3 separate regions of the Homo sapiens genome follow, and all the other regions are linked to region 3. A link is a contact called in ENCODE Hi-C or POLR2A ChIA-PET data. All regions are on one chromosome and are shown on one strand. The core of a region is the stretch at or near the end of the contact, and the rest is flanking DNA. Distances in the headings are between cores, read along the strand shown.

Region 1 (3,447 bases), core at 817-3,316, 140 kb before region 3:
AAGCTGCATCTACTCATTGAAAAAAATGCAAACCATATAGAAAAGAGCATCAGAGAAAGGAAAATCAGCTTCACCCCCCACCCCCCCGCCCCAAAGATCACCACTGCTACCATTTGTGGGGCCCTCCTGCCGAATGTCTGTAGGCATTGTGCAGACGCTCAGAGATGCTCGGGTGCTTCTCTCCAGGCGGGGCCCGTGGCATGGACTCTTTTGCCCAACAATATGTTATTAAAGTGTCAATAAGTACAGATCAAAGCCGTGGTTTTCAAGGTCTCCTAACGTGTACTTGAGCCATCTCTTCATCAGTGGCATCCAGTCTTTCGCCATTGTCATCGGCCATAAGCTTTTGGGGGCACTCACTCTCCATCTTTGGGCAGAAGGATGTACCGTCTGCTTTGTGTGGCTGTGCATGAGTGGCTGGTTGAGAACCGGAGGAAGCGCTGTTAGCCAGGGCCCCAGGGAGGGCTGCCTGGGCAAGTGGGGGTGTCTGGACCCTGCCTGGAGAGCCCTGAGGAAGTTTCTGCAAAAGGCAAGGAAACAGGGTGGGCCGGCCCACGCAGGGTTATGTTTAATGGGGCTATTGTTATGGGAGTGGCTTCCGCCCTTCAAGCAAGGTTGGTGTCTCTGGACCATTTCAGGCTGTGGACACGGCGCACCTGGGGACACCTGAGGACACCTAGGGCAGAGCTTCTCCAGACTTCCCGGCCCAGGAGCCCAGCTGTGCAGCTGCCTGTGTGTCGGTCTGTCTGTCCATGTCACCCCAAGCCAGCGGCCAGCAGCCCAACGGTGGCAGTCACACCCGAGTCTGGCCTGTTCGCCAGCATAGCATCAGTGCGGGGAACAGGGCCCAGCATGAAGGCGCATGTGGAAAAGATTTGTGAATGAGCAGGGGAATGAATGAATGAATGATCTCCACAGCCATCCTCATGGAGCTGCCACTTATAGGCAGTTAACATGGGCCAGGCGTTCTGCTGAGCGTGGTGCACACATATTCTCTCTGGATCCTCCCAGCAGCCTAGCCAGGGGAGCATTTGTTAGCCCATTTTATGGAAGAGGAAGTGGGTCACAGACAGGTAAAGCCACCTGACAGGTAGGTGTGGCAGGGTCACCACTTGACCCCGTCTGGCTGTCCCTGGAGTCATGCGTGCACACAGATGTACCACATTACTCCTTGCTGGCCTTGCTGTCTGCCCTGGAGACCTAGAACACCCGGCCAAAGGGCAGGGGAGCGTCTCTATCCCCCACAGGGCACAGAGGGCATCAGCCCCAGCCCAGCGGCTCCTCCATTCAGGGATGGGAGAAAATGAGTTCATGTCCCATCCCCAAAATGGGCACCTGAGAAGGATCTGAGCTGCTCCCCCTGCTGGCTCACCCTGGGTTTGGGGTCTGCACCTCCAAGGGCCCCCATCCCCTCCCACATGGCTCCTGGGCCAGTGAACTGGGGATCACAGAATCTTGGATTGGAAGGAACGCTCAAGAACTAGTCCCACCCACTCATTGTCAGCTGAGGAAACAGAGGTCTGGAGAGAGAGCCCAGGCATAACTGTCCTGGTAGGAGGGCCCCTCGCCAGCTGCTGGCAGAACCCCCTTCTGGGCCCCAGCCACCAGGGGCAGTTGCTGGTGGCACAGACCAGAAAGAAGACATCTCTGTACTGCCCTGCCTGGAGGGAATGCACAGTGGGGGATGTGTCCTCTTCCCTCTTTGGTCCCTCTCCTCTCTCGACCCTGTAAGTGGCCCGGGTCATCCAGCGCGGGGGTCTCGGCAGCCCCTCTGGCAGGGCAGCCCCCTCGTGGCTGGCGGTGTCGGTGCAGCAGCCGCGCCCTGCCTGCTGCTTTTCAGTGTGAAAGGTGTTTAATTATTTCTGACAGAGTTCAGCGTCGACATCTGCTCGTGAGCGGGGAGAGTCCATTTAGGTTATCCATCACCGTGACAGGCTCAACTTTTCTGGAAGCGCTTTTCCCTTCATAATGGGGCCGGGGTGGGGGCAGCAGATCAGCGGCAAAGCCAGGCGCAGACAAAGGCCCTCCCGGGGCTTCACACGTGACAGACACCACAGACAGCAGCTCCGCCTAGGGGGAGTGGCCCTGGCCACCCGCCCGGACCCCTGAGTCCAGGCCCAGTTGGTGGCTGCCGGGATGGTGGGTGCTTGGTTTGGGAAGGGGAGAAAGGGGAGGCTCAGCAGGTCTGTAACAGACTTTTAAATTCTTCTGTCACTCTGGGCTGTACTGGCGGTTCAGTCTTTCATCCCCTCATTCATTCATTCCACAGATGTTTACTGATCCCCTACTCTGTGCCAGGCACCCTGCTGGCCTCTGGGGACAAGGTGTGGAACTGACAGGCACGGTCCTGGGGGGCTCACATTTTACTGAGCAAGATGAAAAAAATTGCCCAGTTAATTAATTGCAGAGTTAAGTGCCGTGAAGGGGAAGAAAGGATCCCTTGGTGGTGAGAATGGGGACCTGTGGGTGGGGCCTGGAGGTGAGGGAAGGGGTCCTCGGGAGGCCCTGGGGCTAGGAAACCCCAGATTGGACCCAGACTCCACTTCTCACCTCTCCAAGCCTCAGTTTCCATGTCAGTAGAATGGGGGCATGATATCTATGAGATGAGACCTGCTCAGCGCCGGGTGCATTCTAAGGGCTCGGTAAATACTTTTTGTTGGTGTTACTTCCTGACAAGGAGGCGACTGCGTGTGACACCCATAACGGCAGCACTCTGTGTGTCTAAGGGTCTCTGCTGGGTTGGACAGGGTGGCATCCAGGGATGAACCCGGCACAATTCCCCATTTCCCTTGGCCCCAGGTTTCTGGCAAGTAGGATAGGGAGACAGCCTGCAGCTTTAACTCCCAGCATCCTGCGAATACCCTCGGAAAGGAGGCGAACACTCAGTATATGCTGTGGCTTGCATGTTGATTTTCTTTCTCATGAGTTTTATGGCCCGATAGGTCATGTGTCTCGGCTTGGGCCCTGCCATCAGACACACCTGGGTTCCTGTCCCCGCCACTCTCTGGGCAAGGAAGGTGCTCCCCCTCTGCCTTTCATCTGCACCACCTGGTCAGGACTCTTGTTCTGAGGCTGAAATGAAGTAATATGCACACATGACCTCACACAGTGCCTGGCATGGCACAGGAGGCCATCATTCCTGGTTTGCTATTGTTCATAATCATATTTCAGAACAACGGTCTCAAGACTGGCAGACCCATGGTCAGCTGAGTCAAATCCCCTCTTTGGAAAATGGAAACTCATTCTATGTGCATTTAGCTCCTACTTGGGGCCAGGCGCCGTGGGACACAGGTGAGTGAGACAGACCGGAGCTCCCAGCACAGGTGCGGCACTGTTACCTGGAGCCCTTTCCTTGCTCTGCTGAGGGGAGAACACCTGAGCCTCCTGTGTCCATGGTCTTGGGCTCTAAATCAGAGAGGAGGGGGCTGAGTGGGGCTGGGAGTCAAG
Region 2 (3,649 bases), core at 570-3,069, 250 kb after region 3:
TCCTCAGGAACCAAGGGGGGCTGATAGCCAGGGTATTAAAACTCGAAAATTAGATTTTATCAGGATTTCTGAACTCAGATTTCTCTGTCTTATTGAATTAGCGCCTCCCGAGCTGGCTGGGCTCGCCAGCAGGTTCCTCTTGGAGTTGCCTGCTGCGCCCTCGCCGTGTGGGAAACTTGCCGCGGCGGGCGCGGGGCCCCTGGGGGCACGGGAGGGAGGGCGCTGGGGGCTCCCGGGGCTAGGGGGGATACTCAGCCCACCCCGGGGTTCCCTCTCCCTCCTCGGCAGGGGCGGCAGAGGGGGGTGAAATCTGCTTTCAGGGGAGAGTGGCGGTTGCCGGGAGGGAAAGGGAGCTTGGCCGGCGGGGTCACCTTCCCGTCCTCTGCCCCGGGCGGGGTCCAGCGGGCGCCCCGCGCTCACTGTAGCCTCGGCGGGCCTCTTAATTCCGGCGGCCCGGGTGTCCCCCCGCTCCGGAGCGGGCCCTTTATCCGGCCCCTGGGTCCCCGCCCGCGGGAGCCCTGGAAAGTTGGGCGCGGGAGGCGGGGCGCGAGCAGCAGCTCCCGGGTGGGTCCCGGCGGGCCGCGGGCGGGGTCGAGGCCGGGGCCAGGGTCGAGTCAGTGCTTCGGGCCGGCTGCGAGCCCTGTGCCTAGGACACCGACGACCCGGCAGCCCCGCAGCTGCTTTTCGTCTTCCCAAAGTTGCGTGCAAGCCACGGCAGCAATTAATAATTAAGCCCGTAATAAAGGCCCGGCCGGGACTGAGGCGCCCCCTTTTTCGGCACTGCCTCTCTTAATTAAAAGACACAGAGCAGGGCGCCCAGGAACTGGCTGTATCCTTTGCCCCGGCGCTGCCGCCTGTGGCGACCCGGCCGCCGCCGCCCCCAGCCCAGACGGCCAACTTACTCCGGAGCGGGCGGACCCCGCGAGCCCGCGGTCCTCTCTTCCCGCCTTCCCGCCGCCTCTGCTCCCCCCACCTGCGCGCCGCTCAGTTCCAGGTTCGACTCCACGCCGGCCCCAAACCAGTGCCTGCGCCCCCTCACCTCCCGACCCCCTCCCGGCGCCGGGAGAAGTTTCCAGCCGGACTGGCCGGGAGTTTCTCTGTGCAACTCACAGGCTCCCAGTTTGCAGAGAGATGGGAGGGCACGGGATGGGGGTGGCTCTAAGCGGTGGCGGTGGAATTGGGGTGGGGGAGAGGCGCGGGAGCAGGGTTAGTTTCCTTTTCCGAGACACATCCGAGCATCCTTGCAACATCCCTCCCCGACACACACACACACACACACACACACACACACACACACACACACACACTCTGTCTCTCTCTCACACACACACACACACACACTCTCACACACACGACGGAAAGGACCCGGGGGAAGCTGGCCAGAAAGACAAGCTACCCCTTTAAGATGCTGCTAAGAACGCACCCTCACACACCCCTCTGGGGCGACTCCAGTTCTCAGCTCGTAGCAGCCGCCACCAAACAACTTTTGCATCCGAGCCTTTGCCGGGCCGCTGTAAGTGGCTCCCGGGCCCGGGCAAGCCTGCATGGTCACCGAAGCCCTTTAAAAATGAAACCGGCCTGGCCAAGCTGCAGCCTCTCCCCCCGCCCGCCTCCCGGGCTCTCCCCGCCCGCCTTACCCCGGCTCGGAGCGGCTTCCCGGCGCGGAGACCTGGGAGGGCCGAGGACCGCCACCCTCCGGCGCTGCGCCTCCCCCCTCGGGCTGGCGCTGGGTGGGGGCGCGGGCCGAGGGCTGCGAGCCGCTGCTCCTTCCCCGCGCCGCTCCCGCCGCTGTGGCCGCCGCCGCCGCCGCCGTCAGATCGGGGCCAGGGAGCCCTCCGGCCGCCGGGGGGGCCGCCCGCAGCCGTCCCGGAGACGCGGGCCGGGGGAGGGGGCCGCCCGCGCCGCCCGCATCGCCCGCCCGGGCTGAGCGGGAGGTCGCCGCTAACAAGTGCAAACTTTTTGGCCCCCCTGGGCGGCCCGGGGAGGACCCGCGCTCGGGCGCCGGGCAGCCCCCGGCCCGGGTGGGCTTCGCGGCGTCTCGTCGGGGAGCCGGGGCATCCCCCCGGCGCGGCGCGGGCCAGATGGCGGGCGCTTCACTGCCCCCCTGCACTCCGCTCCAAGTTAATGCCGAGGCTAAATCCTCTTGCCATCACTCACGATCACCATCGGGGCTTTTATCTCTCGGTCTGATCCGGGCTGCGTAACTTCCTCTGTGTGGCTTTAACACACCATCCCACCACGGAGCAACGGTCTTCTTAAAGGTGCAGGAAGGAAATATTGCGCGGCTCGGGGGACGCGCCACGGCCCGGGGAGGGGCGCGGCGAGCAGGGGCGTCCCGGCGGGCCCGTGGCCAGGGTGGCCCCGGCAGCCTCTGGGGGGTCGCTGCCTAAACATCGCCTCCCGGCCCGGGGGCCAGCGGGTCCCTGCGCCCAGAGCGCATCCTCAGCCGGCTCCGGTCAGGCGCAGCCGGGCTGCAGCTTCCTCTTCCAAAACCCGGGGGCCTGCCGGGGTGCCAGCGCCCATGGGTGTGGGGGCTGCCCCATCGGCACGAGGGAGGGGGGCCAAGTGAGTCAGTTCCCCCACCCCCCACAGCCAAGGGCTCAGGGCTGCTCCTCGGTCTCTCTCTGTGAAGTGCTGCCACCCAGAAGGCCCCAAGCAGTGGGTACCGGGGTGGGTGGGTGGATTTGGGGAGATGGGGAGGGGGAGCGATCTGAGCGCACAACCAGAGCCTGAATACCAGCTGACACATCGCCGCCTCCACCCTGATGGGCCCTGCTTTTGACGAAGCCAAGCCAGCTCTGCAGGGAGTGCAGAGTAGTGGGGCAGGAGGGGCCTGGCTGAGGGGTTCTCTGTCTCCCTCCCCTGCAAGCATGGGAGGCAGGTGTGGGAGGGCTCCGGTAGCAGCAGCCCCGGGCAGAGGCCACCGAGTTCACAATATCATATCCGGCAGCCCTGGGCTCTCTGATCCCCAGGAGGTTTCCTGCCAGCCTGCCTCCCAGGGCTTCTGGGAGAGTTTCCACATCTTCCAGAAGCACATGTGGTTTTCGGACACTCCTGGCCTCCTGGGGTGGGCTCACTGCAGCCTTGAGCAGCCAGCACTGTCATTTGGATGCATCAAGAACAAAGGGCCTGAGGACAGACAGAGAGAGAGGCAGAGAGAGAGAGACCAGCCCAAGGTCACAGAGGGTGTTGGGAATGGAGCAAGACATGGCACCTCAGTGCCCCGCCCTGCTGCCACCCTTCACCTCCACCTTAACCCTTCCCTGTTCTCAGCTGCCCTGAAAACTGGAGACGGAGTTATACTGCTGAATAATATTTGGAATCTTGTGACAAAACAGGAAGAGGATGCAGAATTAAAGACTGTCATCTGCTGTAATAATAATAATAATATATTTATTGAACACCTGTTTTATGCCAGACTCCATGCAAACCAGTTTGTGTGCATTATTCACTGAATCTTCGCCAAAGCCCTGTGACTTCACTGCTAGTAGCAAAGCCTCAAGTTAGAGATGTTAAGTAACTTGCCCAAGGTCACATAGCTAAGGATTGTGGCCGGGGAGGCAGGGCTTTTGGGTTTCTGGGTGATGCTCTCTCACTGGCCTGGCTGGCTGGTGAACTTGGAACACGGCCCAGACTGCTTTGGGGCTCA
Region 3 (3,655 bases), core at 894-3,393:
CAGAGGTAAAGGCTGCCCCCTGGCTGTCCCTGGTGGAAGAAGAGAACCCCAGGCTCCATCATCAGAGAGCACGAGCCTGGACGTGGGTCCCTGCTGCTCCAGCATGGTCACCAGGGGCCAGGGCAGACCTGCTCTGCATCTCGTGCCCTGAAGACAGAACCCCAGTCGTGGGTGAGTCACCTCCTGTACATTTTCCGACCCTAAGCTTGGGTTCAGAAATCAGGGATTGAATTGGTCCTAGAAGCTGTTTAGCTAGTGCCATCCAGAGGCCAAATGTTGTCCTCGATATAGCTGGGTGGGGCGGGGGAAGCAAAAGGAAAAAGGAAAAGAAGGGGGAAATTTACATATATGTACATACATTTTACACATATGTACATGTATATTATACATATGCATACATGTATATATGATAGATGTAAACGGTATGTTATATGGGTGCATACACAAATGCATATGCATGTATGTGTGTGTGTGTGTGTGTGTGTGTGTGTGTACATATTGCTCAGCGTGGGCACCACACACTAACTCACCATGGAGAATAACTCCATACGCCCTCACTTTACACTTCAGTAGGAAGAAGTTGGCTCACTACTAACTACTTGAACAAAAGCAACGACCTAACCTTAATGCAGGTAGTCAGAGGTGGCGGACGTGATTCTCTCCTTCATCCAAGAATAATGGGCCCCACCTGCCTGTCCTGCCTGTCCACTCAGAGTGGCTCTTCTCACGTAGAAGTAAGTGAAGGACCTTGTTCCACTTTGAGAGGCCTAAGAAAGGAGCCTATTCGATGGAAAGGCACGAGTGTGGGAAGCCAGCCTCCCCCAGGTGCAGCCTGCGCCTAGGCAGTATCCTTCCTCCTCTCAGGACCGAGTTTAGGGAAGGCAAGAGGAGGGAGTCAATGTTTTGCCAGGAGCCAATTAACTCAGTTAATTCTAGCACGGGTTCCCTTTTCCCCAAAACAAAAACAAACCGCCACCACCACCTCTGGGCTCTACTCAGCGCCTGGCGGTCACACAAATAATTGTTGTTGAATCCACGGTTACCACCTGCGCCTTCCACTCCCGCACCTGGGACGCGGGGCGCATTTTTAAAGGCGCACTGCCCTCCAGCGGCGCAAGATAAATTCGCCTCGAGGCTTGCTCCCTGACCCCCAAGCCTCAGCCTGACTTCTCCAGTGGCCCCCGGGAAGGTGTGGCCGCCACAGCAGTGTTGGTTTCCCATCAGCGGGAAGCGAGGCTAAAGGTGGGGAGGAGGGAAGTGTAATGGAAGGGAAAGTGATCCAGCCCGAAACCGCAGCTCCCTCATTCTTGTCTGCGGAGCCTCCTAGGCCAAAGATTATGCTTTTTTTCTCTTAGGGTTGTAATTTGGGTAAGAAATTAGTATGATCGAACGGAAATGAACATTCGACGTGATGCTTCCAGGACAGACACGGAGCCACCGCTGCATAGACGTACCCCAGGCGTGCAGCGGAACCGGAGAGGCGGCCTTTACCCTGGGAGGGCTGGCAGCCACGACTTAGACTGGGCGTGTGCGACCTATCTGTCACCCTGTGGGTTCACTCTGTGGGAAACCACAGCAGCACCCATTGCAGCCTTACCCCATGTCAGGCGCTGTCCCGAGGTCCCGCAGAAATTACCCTATTCAATCTTCCCAATCAGTCCCTTTAGTGGTGCCATTATCATCCCACTGTGAGGATGGGGAAACCGAGGCTGAGAGAGGCGACGCGACCTGCATGGGGGTCCAGGCCTGTCTGGACCAGAGCTGGAGCTTCCCACGCTGCGCTCGGACCCCGGGCCGCGGGGCCAGGGCGCTGCGGGTGGGGACCCCCGGCGGCGCAGGTGCCCGGAGCCGGCGACAGCGAAAGCGCGGTGGGCGTGGGGTGCTCACCTTGACGATGAGAGGGTTCTGAAACATGGAGTCCCGCACGACCCCCAGCCGCTCGTTCTCCATGCCGGAACGGATGTCCGCCACGGTCAGGGGCCGCCGCGGGGGCGGGCAGACCTGGCTGACCGTGCGGCGCACAGGCTGCTGCTGCTTCCTCCATCGCGTGAGGTCCGGGCCGGAGCTCCTGGCCTCTGGCATCCTTGAGGTCGCCGGGGAGCCGGCCCGCGGGCTGGTTTGGGCGCGCTTCCCCACGTCGGGCACAGCCTGGAGCTCCGAAGGGCCTGCCGGGCGGCCCGGGCCGCACCACCGGGATCCTGAGGGGGAAACTCAGATGCCAGGACCCCTCCGGAGCCAGGCGCGCCCCGCTCGCGCCGGCCCCTCATCGCAAAGAGCCCCGGAGCAATGCAGGAGCCCCGCGGGATCCTCAGGGCGTCTCCTGGGCCCCGCGTTGCAGACTGGGAGAGGAAAGAAAACCAAGACCACCCCTGGAGGACGAATGCAACGGCCCGTCTCCTTGGCGACGGGACGCCAACAGAGCCCGGCTCGGCTTGTACTTTTCTTTCAAGAAACTCTTGGTGGCTACCAGTGTGGACTTGTTTGGAGTTTTCCTGAATCGATACAGGAGAACCGAGAATCTCCAGTGGGTTGCGTTCAAAGCGGCGTGGCTCATAGAGGGTCATTTACATTTGTCTTCCAAGTCGAAGACTCCATCCTCTGCTCACCCCCATTCCACTCACAACCCCTCCCCACCTCTGCTCTTTGCGCCACACACACACCTGAGACAGAGCACTAAATGCATTCCAAGCCTGATGCTGATGCTGACCCACTGGGAGGACTCGGGCAAGTCACCCTCTTGGATCCTAAGGGCTTTTTTTCTTTTTTTCCTGTGAGATGGGTGACAAGGAAACGCTAGAGTTGGATTACATCAATGGTTCCCAAATTTAAGCAACAGAATGAAGGGAAATTGAAAAATACAGATTTGGGCTGGGCTTGGCTGCTCACCCATGTAATCCCATTGCTTTGGGAAGCCTAGGAGGGAGGATGGCCTGAGCCCAGGAGTTTGAGACCAGCATGGGCAACATGGTGAGGTCTCATCTCTACCAAAAATTAAAAAAATTACCCAGGTGTGCTGGCACACACCTGTGGTCCCAGCTATGGGGGAGGCTGAGGCAGGAGGATCACTTGAGGAGGTTGAGACTACAATGAGCCGTGTTTCGGCAACTACATTCCAGTCTGGATGACAGAATGAGACCATGTGCCAAAAAAAGAAAAACGAAGATTCACAGGACTCACCCCAGACTCACTAAATCAGAATATCTGGAAATGGCATCTGAGGCTCTCCTTTTTTTTTTTTTTTTAAGAGACGGAGTCTTGCTCTGATAATGACATGAGCCACCTCACCAGGCCAGATGCTGCATTTTTAAAAATCCCCTTACCCACCCACCCACAACTTGGTGAAAAAGTTCAAACCTACAGAAAAGTTGAAAGTCGAAAGAAGAATACAATGAAAATACATATAGGCTTCACCTAGATTCGGTTAGATTTTGAAGGGAAGGGGAGGGTTAAAGAAAGAGTGGCGGCTCTACAGCAAATTCAGGCTTTATGTCCAGCATGAGACCTACAGAGGTGGGAGACCAGCTTAATGCCAGTGCCTACCGCTGCTTACAGGCTGGAGAAATTATAGGCCTGGGCGGGGAGGGGCCCGGTGGGTATGGCCTGCTGCCCGGGAAGATGTTGATAAGGTATTCCCATGATGAGGCAGTTTGGCCCT

The links. A loop is a pair of places that touch in the nucleus more often than their neighbours do. ChIA-PET counts read pairs that join two places held with the same protein, here RNA polymerase II (POLR2A). Pooled maps may share reads with other maps.
Region 1: a pooled map shows a loop between it and region 3 (6-fold over the local background). The contact joins the enhancer-like site here to the promoter of CFAP77 in region 3. A Hi-C loop is called at or near these places in 1 of 168 maps with a recorded cell type or tissue (endothelial cell of hepatic sinusoid) and 4 of 50 pooled maps. POLR2A ChIA-PET finds 5 or more read pairs at or near these places in 3 of 52 experiments (Panc1, RWPE1 and activated CD4-positive, alpha-beta T cell).
Region 2: a pooled map shows a loop between it and region 3 (12-fold over the local background). The contact joins the promoter of NTNG2 here to the promoter of CFAP77 in region 3. A Hi-C loop is called at or near these places in 4 of 37 single-sample maps with no recorded cell type and 9 of 50 pooled maps.

Annotation. Positions count from the first base shown.
Region 1 is chr9:132,544,915-132,548,361 of GRCh38, reverse strand. All of the region lies in intron 5 of CFAP77 (cilia and flagella associated protein 77), which reads right to left. Among named protein-coding and RNA genes, the nearest start is that of BARHL1, 36 kb to the left of the region's middle. Within about 2 kb of position 2,066, at least 2 of the 41 ENCODE cell types and tissues checked have a DNase peak (open chromatin) inside an H3K27ac peak, as active enhancers do.
Region 2 is chr9:132,160,228-132,163,876 of GRCh38, reverse strand. NTNG2 (netrin G2) reads right to left here and starts at 1,819. Exons shown (of 8, transcript NM_032536.4): 1 at 1,638-1,819. It overlaps LOC124902291 (a long non-coding RNA gene), which reads left to right and starts at 2,177. Exons shown (of 2, transcript XR_007061826.1): 1 at 2,177-2,261; 2 at 3,274-3,419.
Region 3 is chr9:132,408,699-132,412,353 of GRCh38, reverse strand. It overlaps CFAP77 (cilia and flagella associated protein 77), which reads right to left and starts at 2,143. Exons shown (of 6, transcript NM_001282957.2): 1 at 1,888-2,143. The coding sequence starts at 2,082. LOC105376304 (a long non-coding RNA gene) reads right to left here and starts at 1,713. Exons shown (of 3, transcript XR_930405.2): 1 at 623-1,713. RefSeq lists a silencer at 986-1,035.